3 separate regions of the Homo sapiens genome follow, and all the other regions are linked to region 3. The links are chromatin contacts, found by Hi-C in ENCODE. All regions are on one chromosome and are shown on one strand. The core of a region is the stretch at or near the end of the contact, and the rest is flanking DNA. Distances in the headings are between cores, read along the strand shown.

Evidence for each region. A loop is a pair of places that touch in the nucleus more often than their neighbours do. Pooled maps may share reads with other maps.
Region 1: a loop to region 3 is called in a map of gastrocnemius medialis, with 37 times the contacts of the local background. The contact joins the promoter of PDS5A here to the promoter of WDR19 in region 3. A Hi-C loop is called at or near these places in 6 of 168 maps with a recorded cell type or tissue (CD4-positive, alpha-beta memory T cell, CD8-positive, alpha-beta T cell, Right ventricle myocardium inferior and 2 more), 12 of 37 single-sample maps with no recorded cell type and 27 of 50 pooled maps.
Region 2: a loop to region 3 is called in a map of CD8-positive, alpha-beta T cell, with 14 times the contacts of the local background. The contact joins the promoter of UBE2K here to the promoter of WDR19 in region 3. A Hi-C loop is called at or near these places in 7 of 168 maps with a recorded cell type or tissue (CD4-positive, alpha-beta T cell, CD8-positive, alpha-beta T cell, dorsolateral prefrontal cortex and 2 more), 1 of 37 single-sample maps with no recorded cell type and 17 of 50 pooled maps.

What each region holds. Positions count from the first base shown.
Region 1 is chr4:39,974,806-39,979,341 of GRCh38, forward strand. PDS5A (PDS5 cohesin associated factor A) reads right to left here and starts at 3,106. Exons shown (of 33, transcript NM_001100399.2): 1 at 2,652-3,106; 2 at 1,635-1,812. The coding sequence starts at 1,772. RefSeq lists an enhancer at 1,445-2,353 and silencers at 1,891-2,640, 2,691-3,330.
Region 2 is chr4:39,695,418-39,699,612 of GRCh38, forward strand. It overlaps UBE2K (ubiquitin conjugating enzyme E2 K), which reads left to right and starts at 2,719. Exons shown (of 7, transcript NM_005339.5): 1 at 2,719-2,973. The coding sequence starts at 2,911. RefSeq lists an enhancer at 2,273-2,332 and a silencer at 2,413-2,702.
Region 3 is chr4:39,181,016-39,185,426 of GRCh38, forward strand. WDR19 (WD repeat domain 19) reads left to right here and starts at 1,514. Exons shown (of 37, transcript NM_025132.4): 1 at 1,514-1,548. The coding sequence starts at 1,543. RefSeq lists enhancers at 1,183-1,362, 1,214-1,508, 1,633-1,782, 2,483-2,552.

The sequences.
Region 1 (4,536 bases), core at 1,856-4,355, 800 kb after region 3:
CCAAGATTTGTTTTAATGAAAGGGGCTGGGAGCAGTGGCTCACACCTGTAATCGCAGCATATTGGGAGGCCGATGCAGGCAGATCATTCGAAGTCAGGAGATCGAGACCAAAGTGACCAACATAGTGAAATCCCATCTCTACTAAAAATACAAAAATTAGCTGGGCGTGGTGGCAGGCACCTGTAATCCCAGCTACTAGAGAGGCTGAGGCAGAATTGCTTGAACCCGGGAGGTGGAGGTTGCAGTGGGCCGAGACGCGCCACTGCACTCCAGCCTAGGTGACAGAGCAAGACTCCGTCTCAAAAAAAAAAAAAAAAAAAAAATTTAGCCGGGTGTGGTGGCACACGCTGGTAGTCCCAGCTACTTGGGAGGCTGAGGCAGAATAGCTTGAACCTGGGAAGTGGAGGTTGCAGTGAGCTGAGATCCCGCCGCCGCACACAGATTTGTTTTAATGAAAGGAACTGTTGTCTTATTCCTTCCAAAAAGGCAACAAATTGCAGAACCAAATTAAGAGTCTGAAAACTAAACCACAGGAATATTTTAAATACTGTACTCATTAAAATGCAACATTAGGTACATTTACTGGGCTCCAAGAGCAAGAGGCCAAGCTCATTCCCTAAAATACATTTGGCCAAGTGGCCCAAGGTGGAAACATTGTCAACAATGTTGCTTCCCTCACCTCCCACCAATTCTGATTGATTCTAACTCTGAAAAGTTGTTAAATCATTTCCTAGTCACTATTACCAATGCCATAGCCCTACCTGAAGATTTCAACGTCTTTCACCTAGACTACTGTTTACAGTTTCCTAGCCGGACTCACTGCCTCTGGTCTTCCCCTACTCCAATCTAGCACCAATTGTGACAACCAAAATGTCTCCAGCATTGCCAAACATCTCCTGGAGGTCAAAGTTGCCCTGACTCAGAACCACTGCTTCAAGCTGTTCCTACAAGAAGAATATTACTTATTTGTTAAGATTCTGGCCACAATCTATGTCAGTGGAACAGAAACCAAAAAAACTAACAAACATGAGGTTGAAATTTAAAACCTTAACCTTAGGACTGCCATGCTTAAACAAAATTAGCTGACACCTCATAAAAAGGGCCATAATACTCTTAAACTCCTTTGAACGTATAGACTTAAATCATCTTACTTTAAGCCTGAATTATGAAAAGTCTGTACCTTCTGTCAAAGTTTAACCACCATATATACATATTTAAGCTTCTGGATATAGAAAATTATGCAAATTTTTAAAAAGGACTTTGCGCTTTAATCAATCCCCTTCAGAAGCTGAAAATAGTAAACTTCTTAGGCAAATTACTGCCTACACCTAAGTTTGCAAGCCACTCTGAACAGTATTCTCATTAAATACCTCCAGAAAAAACTCTAAAAACACAAATTCTTATGCTTGAAAACCAGTAAGTTTTTGAAAAATCACACTCCTTTTAAATTTCCCACAATGGTTATATCCCTACAAAACTCACTCAAAGATGTTATCTGAGATACAACAGTACCTTTCAGAGGGGGTAAGAGATCTAAAAAACTTGGAACTTTAAAGGCCAGACTGAGCAGGGTAGCAGTATCACAGGAGAAAGCGCCTTCTACCAAAGACATCAAAATCCGTCCAGACACTTACCTTCAGGCGTTTGATCATCTCGTCCGTGGTGATCTTGTCGGTGATCTCTTTTACCCCCGGAGGGTAAGCGATCTTCCCGTCGGCACTCACGACGCCACAGAGGGCAGTGGCAGGCTTGGGCTGCGCGGTGAAGTCCATCCTGGGGGACAACTTTTGGTTCACAGTCCTCTACCGGCCTCTATCGGTCAGAAAACCAAAGTTCAGCGGGAAAGGGGCGACTTTGTAACCTCTTTTTTCATTTCAAATCTCTCTAATCTGGAAAAGGCCCTGTCTCCCCAGAGGCCGGGGACCCGGCAGCGGCCTCGCCACCCGCTCTTTCCCAGGGATCGAACCCCGCCGGCCCCGCCAACCCGGCCCTGCCAGCCCCAGGCTCACGGGGCTCCTCCGCACCAGCCGCCGTGGCCGCCGAACAGCGCCAGGAGTTTCCCATTCCGCCTTTCACAATGAAATCCACCCCCGAGCACCAGGGTCCGAAGTTTGGCGGCCCCGGGAGGCCGGCAAGGACCCCAAGGCCCCCGCTCGGCGGTGGGGAAGCACCCAGTCCCGCCCGGCCAGTCCCCTCCGGGAAACCAGACCCGAGGCCTATAGGGCTCGGCTTAGGCCGCAAAACTAGGGACCCAGCGGACCCACGCGCAGCGGCGGCTGCCGGGAACAAAACGCCCTTGCCCAGCCGAGCCTCGGACCCGGGGTAGTCCCCGCCGCGCTGCCACCCCTCCCCTGTTCCGCTCCCTCACCCCCGCGGGAGGGGAAAACAAGCCGCCCTCCACCCTCAGCCCCACGCCAGGAAGCGGCTGACGCGCCTCCGCACTTCACATTTTGTTCCTTCAACTTCGGCTGAGGGACCCCAGCTGCTTCTCTGGCCCCCGGCCGCTTGGCGCCTCCGGCACCGCCGAGGCCTTCCCGGCACCCTCGGGCGGCCCCACCGGGCCTCGGACCCGCGGCCCCCCCCTCCAGTCTCCCCTTCCGTCCCCTCCCTCCAGCAGCCTAGGGCGGGAGCCGAGCCGCCGCCGCCTTTACCTCCTCCTCATGCGGGCGGAAGGTGCATCGAGCGCCCGGGCCTCTGTCAGGTGGTTGCGCCGCCGCCCCTAGTCGGGCTGCACACAAAGCGGCTCCGCGGGTCCCGCCGCCGCCGCCGCCGCCGCCCGCCCGCCCGGGAGCGGCGCTGGGGCTGGCGGTGCCGAGGAGGAGCAGCCGCCGCGGGGGGAGACGCGGGGCGAGTGAGCGCTGGGCGGGGAGACAGTGCCGCTCTCCGTCTGGCCGAGGAAGAGCAGCCTCGAAGGCTCCTCCGGGAGTGTGTGCGCTTGTGTCCGTCCGGGACCCCCGCGGCCCGCCCGCACGCACCTCGCGCCGGCCCGGACCGCCGACTCGGACCCGGACGCCCCTCGCAGAGGCGCGCGCCCGGCCGTCCGTGCCCCGGGAGCCGGGGCCTCGCGCACACACCGGCCGGTCACGCGAGCGGCGCGAGAGCACGCGAGAGCAGCGCGCGCTCCTCGCTCCCTCCCCTTCCTCCGCCGGCCGTGCATCCGCCTCCCTCGGGCCCGAGGCGGCCGCGCGCAGGGCGGACAGCGCCGCCACCCGGTTGGCGCCAATACCTGCCGCGCGGGGCGCCTCCCGGAGGACCCGACCGGAGAGGGCGAGAGGAGGAGGAGCCCGGGTGGCGGGAAGCGAGCCCAGGTTCCCGCGGCCTTGCGAGGGCACGCAGGGCAAACAGTGCTTTATCTTTCGCAGCGGCGATGAGCTGGTGACTTTTGGGGGTCATCCTGAGGGACATAGACGAAACTGGTTGGGAGGTAGTTAATTGCTCGGTGAAAATGAACTGATTTCCTCCTCAGGGAGAGATCTGCAAAGTCAAGGAAAGTTGTGCAATGGGGCGCAGCGTGAGCGGCTCACTCTCGGGTCTTCTGACAGCCACCCGAGTTGCCCACCCTCCTTAGATTTCTGAAGTTAATATTTTGAAAGCTGCAAAACATGAAAATAGCATTGGGTCGAGTCGTTCTCAAGGTATGGTCTTTGGGCCACCAGGCCTCACAATCACTTTGGGTACTGGCTGAAAACGTAGGTTTCCAACTCCAAAGATTAAAAAACATAAAAATATATGTTTTTTTAACGTAAAAATATATATGAACATAAAACATATAAAAATATAACATATAAAATAAAACACTAAAAAATATAAAAATATACATAAACATAAAAATCTCTGAGAGTGGAACCCAGAAATAAGCATTTATTAATTGGGTGGGTGATTCTTGTAAATAAGGAAGAGCTCATTTTTTAAAAATGTTTTAAACCTACCAAGCATTAACGTTTTCTGTCATCCAAAGGAAAACCACTATCAGGTAAAAACAGTGCACGCAGCAGTGTTTGAGCAATTTAATGTATGTAATTGAAACAAATTAACGCAAGAACATACACTTACCTATTTAAAAAAAATCAAGAGCATACACAAAATTTCCGAAGAGAAAGTTGAAAAAAGGATACGATAATATGAAATCACATTCAGCTCTTGAAACTGACCACTACCATAGTTTAAAATGATATTCGATTGTTTATTCAAATTATTCTTGATGGGTACCCATTGGTCTATTTTTTTCCCACATCCTTTAACGTCAACTTAAAAATAGTAAAGGTACTGCATTTCAGCTCACTGACTTGTTTTTGACGTATTACACAAGAGCAGTCATTGCGAATCTGACACTCCACAGTTGCTGATTTGCTAGAACTCTGCCCAAAAGTCAATGCTTTGTTCTTGGGCATTTACAGTACCAGGCAGAATCCATTTAAAAGTGTCCTCATCCAAACTATTAAGTGGACCAAAAGCTGCTCTCTTTTTAGGCTCTCCCTGTCACTTTTGATATTTATTTTTTTCTTTTGAGACGGAATCTTACTCTGTCACCCAGGC
Region 2 (4,195 bases), core at 1,469-3,968, 520 kb after region 3:
CGCTCACTGCAACCTCCGCCTCCTGGGTTCAAGCGATTCTCCTGCCTCAACCTCCCAAGTAGTTGGGACTACAGCGCACGCCACCACACCCAGCTAAGTTTTTGTATTTTAGTAGAGTCGGGGGTCTCACCATGTTGCCCAGGCTGGTCTCGAATTCCTGAGCTCAAGCGATCCGCCCGCCTCGGCCTCCCAAAGTGCTGGGATTACAGACATAAATCAGGGCGCCCGGCCTGGACCCTTCTAACTGGTCCCCCTTTGAGTATTCCAAGTTTCTTCACATTCCAAGATTAGGATTGGACAGTGATAATGTAAAGTGCTCAAAAAGTTTTTGCACTCTTCAAAATAATTTTTTTAAGTCTACTGGCACAAATACATATAGCATTGCGTGATTTACATTACACCAATAATTCCTTGTACCATGACCTACGTATATGGTTGAGTCCTCTTAGGACCACTAGGGGGCTCTGCTAGAAGGGTTTATATAATTTATGTCAGCCCACTTAGGGGAAATGTTTTGAGATGATATTTTCGAATTCTGAACTCTTAAAACTTGAGAGAGATAATCTAATCCAGTTTTCTCGTTTCGTAGATGAGGAAATAAAAGCTGGCAAGAGAACTGCCATGGGAGAGAACTGGAATTTTAAAATCTCCTCTTGGTTCCTGGGGCGGGAGTTTAAGAAATTCTCTTTTGCCTTGTGCCCCCACTGATTCGCCTCCATTGGCTATTTCCATGTTTGCCACCACAATTTTAATTACTTTTGGTAAAACCATGTATTTGTGATATTTTTATAATAGATATTTTACTGATTGGCTAGGTGAAGAAAGTGCATGAAGTATAAACTTCTGAAATGACACCCTTATTACTTATTCCAAAATGTTCTATTCAAAATGCTTCTCAGTACCAAACCATTATTACTATGCACCTTAGAAACCACTTTCTTTTTTAAAAATTATTATCTTTAGAGACAGGATTTCACCATAGGGCCCAGGTTGGTCTCAAACTCCTGGGCTCAAGTGATCTGCTCCCCCTCGGCCTTCCAAAGTGCTGGGATTACAGGCGTGAGCCACCGCGCCCGACCAGAAACCACTTTCTTTTGTTTGTTTGTTTTTTGTTTTTTTTTGAGACGGAGTCTCGCTCCGTTGCCCAGACTGGAGTGCAGTGGCGCAATCTCGCTCGCTGCAAGCTCCGCCTCCCGGGTTCACGCCATTCTCCTGCCTCAGCCTCCCGAGTAGCTGGGACTACAGGCGCCCGCCACCACGCCCAGCTATTTTTTTTATATTTTTTTAGTAGAGACGGGGTTTCACCGTGTTAGCCAGGATGGTCTTGATCTCCTGACCTCGTGATCCGCCCGCCTCCGCCTCCCAAAGTGCTGGGATTACAGGCGTGAGCCACCGCACCTGGCCCAGAAACCACTTTCAAACTTACTTTCCACTTAAAATATTTTATACTTTTTGTTTTGTTTTGTTTTGTTTGAGACAGAATCTTGCACTGTGGCCCAGGCTGGAGTGCAGTGGCGCGATCTCGCTCACTGCAACCTCCGACCCCCAGGTTCAAGCGATGTTCCTGCCTCAGCCTCCAGAATAGCTGGGATTACAGGTGCCTGCCACCACACCTGGCTGATTTTTGTATTTTTAGTAGAGATGGGGTTTCACCATGTTGGCCAGACTGGTCTCGGACTCCTGACCTCAAGCGATCCGCCGCGCCAGCAAAAACGTTTTAGTCTTATCTGTACTCATTTACTCATTCAATATTTATTGAGTGCCTACTATCACCAGGCACCTTTGAGGCCTAGGTTTACAGAAATAAGGCTCCCCCTCCCCCACCCCGAGTCCCCTGAAGGGTACTGTAATTGTTTCCATTTCTCCAATTTTCACTTTAATATATGTGAATTTTCACATGCTTCATTCAGTTCAGTGGTTCTCATAATGTGGTCCCGGAACCAGCACCAACAGCAGCAGCAACTGGGAGACTTGTTAGAAGCGCAGTCTTAGGCCCACCCTACACTCTAGGGATGGGCATAGGAGTGTGTGTGTGTGTGTGTGTGTGTGTGTGTGAGAGAGAGAGAGAGAGAGAGAGAGAGATTGTGTGTGTGTGTCAAGCTCGGTATTAAATAGGTCAAAGAGCAACATCTGGCTTCTAAACCCACCCTCAGGCCTCTCCACCGAGTACCTGTCTCAAACCCAATCTGATCCAACAATAACCAGCCTTAATTCAATAATCTGTGCTACCTGAGATGATGGGAATAATCGTGGTACTATAAATGTTGCAGAACAAAAACGACTGCAGTAGATTTTCTGGGGCTACACCAACTGAAAATGGGCCGGACCGAGATCCGGGAGAGCGTTTTCCTGCGCTAGACACGGCGTTCAGCCTCCGGGTTCCGGGTCTAGCTGAGTCAGGGCGGCGTTCCAGCCGAGTGCGGCGTCGGAAACCCGTTCGGTTGCGCCCGAACCTTCGGTCAGAGGCCAGCGCTGGAAGCCCAGACCACAGCACCCGGGTTTAAACAGGAGCGGAGGCGCCGGGAAGGGCCGGGGGGGCCGGCTAGGGCCGGCCAGCTTGGAAGCCGCACCCTCGCGGCCCCAGACGCCGGCAGGGCGGAGCCACGCGGCCGCAGCCCCAGCCGAGACGCGAGCTCGTGGCTCGGGCGTATGGGGGCTCCAACGGGAGCGGCTGCGCCGCCCGGCCGGGTCAACGTCGTGCGCATGCGCCGACCCGGCGCCATTTTGGTGGCCGGGCGCGGAGGTGATTCCACACTGAGGCGAGCGCGGCGGCCGGGGTGGTAGTGGCAGTGTTCGTGTGCTCAGGTCTGAATCGCCGAGGGAGGAGGCGGTGGAGGAAGAGGTGGCGGCGGTGGCGGTGGTCGTAGCGGTGGCGGAGGAGGCGGGTACGAATCAGCTGCGGGCGGAGACATGGCCAACATCGCGGTGCAGCGAATCAAGCGGGAGTTCAAGGAGGTGCTGAAGAGCGAGGAGGTCAGAAATGAACTCCCGGATATCCCCCACCTCTGCCTGGGGCGGGAGGGTCCTCCCAGCTGCGACCCCGATATCCCCGGTAGTCCCTGGGTGGTCCTCCTTGCGGCCGCCCTTCTGCCTGTGAGGAAGCAGCAGTGTTCCCCTCCTCCTTCCGCCGCCTTCCCCTCCCCTCCCAGAGCGCTAGGATGGACGGTCTCGCGGGCGGGTGGTCTGGGGTGGAACATGGTTTGGGGAGGTGATGGACAGGGGGCAACTCCTCGGAGGGATGGAAGCTCACAAGAGAACCCGAGGCGGTGGCCGCAGCTGGAAATGTGGCTGTGGGGTGGGGAGGGAGCAGGCCGAGCCTGAGAAAACCCGGGAAGTGGGTTGGGGGAAGGGGAAAGGTGGTAACTGGATCCCAAGAGCAGTGCTGCTCGAAGGCCCACACTTTTGAGGGTATTCGGGGTTATTGCCTGTCAGGCCTTCACTGTTCTTTTCTTGGGGAAGGAGCAGTGAGTCCTTAGGTATTGATTAAAAAGGAAGGACATTCAGAGTTAGTCCTTCTTAGTTGGGTGTTAGGAGTCAAAGGGAGACATAATAGAATACTGTCTTATTTGGTGGCAGGGGTAAGGGAATTTTCACCTGAGTTAGCAAGTTAATTCCAAATAAGATAATTATCTCTTTTCCACTTAACCCCCAAATTCCTAGGCCTCATCTTTATTGACATCTCAATCTTTTGAGTGGGCAAAGGCAAGGTGTTTGGTGTATTAAAGACATGTAAATATTTTTAGTTAGGAAACAAATAATGGAATGTATGAGTAGCTTATTTCAAAATATTGTTTACAAGTTACAGATCAGAGAGACTGTCTTAAGACAGTGCCTCTGTGACTCGTGTTGTGCCACGAAACTTCATTATGATGTCCCTCATAGTTAACTTGATTCTTACTTTTGAAAAGCAGACCTATTAAAAATGTGAAATTTCACCAGATTAATACATTGTTTCATCTCCTTATTGAGATTTATCACGACTTAACAGATTTTCAAAAAAGTTGCCTCCCGTTGCTCTTAAGTCCTGCAGAATTTAGATACATTTGTACTACGTTTATTTATGTAAGATATTCACAGTGCTCTAGTAATTTGACTCAAAATTATGCAAGTATTAGTACAGTTTCTCATACCAAGATCAACAAGAATGCCAGATTGTCTTCCCCACATGAATTAAACAAAAAGTAATACAGAAAAT
Region 3 (4,411 bases), core at 264-2,763:
AGGGCAGGTCTTGTTAAGAACTGATTGCTCTGGCTATTTTTAAATGGTTACCCTTTCAGCAGAGGAATCTTTCAGTAAAAATTTAAGTAATTAACCTAACTGTCAGAGGCGTTTGAACCAGAGCGATTCCATTTTGAGTGAGGGCTAGGAAAATGAGGCTGAGACTTGCTGGGCTGAATTCTCAGAATTTGGGCATTCCTCGCCTCTAGATGTTTACGATTAAGGGAATAAATTAATAATGTTTACTAAAACAGACCCAGATATCGGGATATCTGGAGAACAAAGGCATTCCTAATTTTGCTTTAAAGATAATAATATCAATTCCTGCAAAATAATTAAGAAAATTAATCTTTGATCACAAACCCTTGTAGCAGAGCACATCTCCCCATATATACAAGCATTGTACCTAGGGTGGATGCGTCCCTTCTCTTGCTTTCAGGAATGTCCTACTCTGTCTATGGAGTAGCTGTCCTTTCACCACTTTACGTGTTTTAATAAACTTGCTTTTCTCAGCACTGAGAACTCGCCCTGAATTCTTTCTTGCGCGCGATCCAAGAACCCTCTCTTGGGGTCTGGATCCGGACCCCTGTCGTAACGTAACTGAAAACCCCAGTGCAAAGGCATAGCACCCTACTTAAGAATTTGCAAACATTCATTATTAGTTATTTCAAATCATTGATTAACTTTCTCTAAGCCAATCAGATTCCTACCTGATGTCGAAAAGAAAAGCAAAAGGTAGACTGTTTCAACACTTTCAGACGCTTGGGTAAAAGATGCACTTTCATGCTATAAATAATGCAGCACAAATACTGTACAACAGGGCTTTATACTTGGGGAAAAGCTGCCAGATCCAAACTCTAAAGGAAAACTATTGGAGCTCATTTTTCCTGCCCACGTTAGCTAGCACATTTTGTTGACATTGAAAAAAAAAAAAGATTTTGGTGAAACTGAAAAAAAAAAAGCACCAACAACCCTACCTTGAAATAAACTATTGTACCTCTTATGCCTCCTCCCTTCTACCCCAGAAACCTGGAAGAAAAAAAGATATACCCGAGCTCGTCCAACCCCTCTTTGCGTGGACTGTATAGGAGTATTTAGCCCATCCTGCCTCCTTTAATCTAACATTCTGCGTCTTCTTTCCTTCAGCTTCTCGGCGCCCCCTTTGGCCAGCACTGACATCTTAGTCATCGCGGTCCAAAATTTACGCACGCGCCTTTGAGGGCTCACAGAGCCCGTCTCTCCCGGACGAATCTCATCCAATCAGAGCCAGCCAGGAAGCCGAGGCTCAGCAAGGCCTCGCGACGCCCAACTTCCCAGGGTTAGCGTCTCTGATGTCATGTGATTCCACCCTCCGCCTCTCACCCACCCTCGCAGAGGGCGGTGCGCTTGGCCCGGCCCCTCGAGGCACCGCCTTTCAATTAGCACTCGCTGATTGGTCGCTGCTCGCGCGGTCTCCTGGGTGACGGGAACGCGGTAGCCTGCTTGGTGGAGACCGGGTGCGCCTGCGTACTTCATAGTTCGCGTAGCGGCTCGAGCGTGGAGATGAAGGTAAATAACTTACAAATTCCCGGGGTGGGGCGGGAAAACGCGACTACTGGCCCTTGGTCGCTTTTAAAAGAGGATATCTGTCCCTCTCCCTTCTGAGTTCGTTGGAAATGAGGAAGAGAGAGAGAGAGAGAGGTGGCCAGAGAGAGCGGGGGCGAAGCTGAAGGGACGAGAGAAAGGAAAGAAAATAGGAGGAGAGGAGAGGGCGGAGAGAGAGGCCTCTCGTTTTGGGGACTGCAGACGCCGTAGAAGCGGTGCAGAAAGTGGGAACCCCTCCCTGGCCGAAATGAGCGGACTGGATCTAAAGATACCCCAGCTTCGCACGCGGAAAGAACTGGTCGAGTTAACGCGTTTGGAGGGTCGCTGTGAAGTTGACTGGGTCCGATGTCACGAGCTACCTCATTTCTTGGGGCTAAGCCTCTGGCAAGCCGCGCAGCTGCCCAGCGCCTTAAAAAGAATGAAAAGCCTCCTAAAGAATAACTTCAAAATGTATTACCTGTGACCAGTCCAATCACCTGCTAGCGAGTGTACATTATTGACGGGAAATCTGCACCCGAAAACTCAGGTCTCACGCTCATGTGCCTCATCCTCTGCACGCACGGTTTCTAGGCTTGGGCTTCTTGTTCACCCCACTTTCTGATTTATCAGAGCAGTCCCCCCTTGCTCTGCTCTGGCAAAGAAATGGAAGGCTTTTTTTTTTTTTTTTTTTTACTGAGTCTCGCTCTGTTACCCAGGCTGGAGTGCAGTGGCGCAATCTCTGCTCCCTGCAACCTCCACCTCCTGGGTTCAAGCGATTCTCCTGCCTCAGCCCCCCGAGTAGCTGGGACTACAGGCGCGTGCCACCACACCCAGCTAATTTTTTGTATTTTTAGTAGAGATGGGGTTTCACCGTGTTAGCCAGGATGCTGTCACTCTCCTGACCTCATGATCCCCCGACCTCGGGCTCCCAAAGTGCTGAGATTACAGGCGTGAGCCACCGCGCCCGGCTGGAAGGCTCAATTTTAAAATTATTTTAGATGTCCTCATGCTTCTTCGTGGCTATTAGTGTGGAAATTGGAATTGACGGACCAGTAATCATAACTCCCATTTTTATTTCTAAAGCTCTTTACAATTTATGAAATATTAGAAGTGAAGAGTTATTATTCATGATTTACAGTTGAGAATTTTTTGCTGGAGGCAATTTAAACGACTTACTTAAAGCCCTACAGCTAATAAGCTACAAACAAAATTTAAGTCTTGGTTTTTTGGTTGTGAAACTAGCAGTTTTTCCTCTGCACGGTATGTGGAGCATCTATAGAGCTCCACTGAAAAAAAATAATATGAAATCACAGCTAGAGGCAAGTCAGCCATTGAAGGTAATGAAATTCAAGTTTAAGGACTTCTCACTTGCATGAAGGAGTTCCAGGGTGAAATGGTCACAAAATTGCAAAAGTAAGATGCTTTTAAATATTCTTTCTTCATGAGTTTCTTTATGCTCTATAAAACTTTTATGTCCCATGATCATAGCCCACCTCTACTTTCAATAGAGGGGAATTTCTTCTTTAGCATGTAAAATGCTCATTGGGACAGGGTGCGGTGGCTCACGCCTGTAATCCCAGCACTTTGGGACGCCGAGGCAGGTGGATCACTTGAGGTCAGGAGTTCGACACCAGCCTGGCCAACATGGTGAAACCCTGTCTCTACCAAAAATATTTTTAAAATTAGCCGGGCGTGGTAGCGTGTGCCTGTAATCCCAGCTATTCGGGAGGCTGAGGCAGGAGAATCGCTTGAACCCAGGAGGCGGAGGTTGCAGTGAGCCAAGATCGCCCCACTGCACTCCAGAGCCTGGGCGACAGAGCAAGACGCTGTCTAAAAAAAAATAAAAATAAAAATAAACAACCTCACTGCTTTGTGTTTGGTTGTTGGTTGTTAATTTATTTATTTTGAGACGAAGTCTTGCTCTGTCACCCAGGCTGGAGTGCAGTGGCACCATCTCGGCTCACTGCAACCTCCACCTCCCGGGTTCAAGGGATTCTCGTGCCTCAGCCTCCCAAGTAGATGGGATTACAGCAAGCGCCACCATGCCCAGCTCATTTTTTGGTAATTTTAGTAGAGACGAGGTTTCGCCATGTTGGCCAGGCGGTGTTTAATTTTGAGCATTGTAAGAGTTTTGTGTTGCCGCACAGACTAAGTCCCGTGTAACAGTATCTAAATTTCATATGCCTAGAAATGGGCATCATTGTTTAATCTATAATTTAACCTAATATTGAAATCTAAATTTTTTCACTGAAACTCATATTCCTAAATGTTCTAGATCAACACTGTCTGATATAAATGTACTGTGAGCTAATGTAATTTCATATTTTTATTGACCATTAAAATTTTTTAAGAAAACAGGTAAAATTTATTTTAATAATATATTTTATCTTACCCAGTATATCAAAAATGTTATTTCAACATGTAATCAATATAAAAATTAACAACGAGATAGTTTACATTCTTTTTCCAGTTGTTGAAATCTGATATACATTTTATATTTACAGCACAGCTAGGTTGGGATTACTTATATTCCAAGTCCTCAATAGCTACATGTGGTTTGTAGCCTCCATATTGGACATCACGTTTCTTGATTGTTTCAAGGAAAAGAAAGAGTTTTCAGTTGATAACACTATTCACCCAGTAGCCAAGTTAAACACTTAATGATGATGTAAATATAACTAATGGAACTAATAGAAGAAAATAATGTTGAAAGGAGTAAAGACATTTTGTGTTTTTATCATGTTTAAGATAGCAATTTTTGTTCAGTTTAATCACCAGGAATCCGTGCCACAGATAATTAACTGAATTCAGGCTTCAATTATTTTAGTCTTTAACATCTACAAAACAC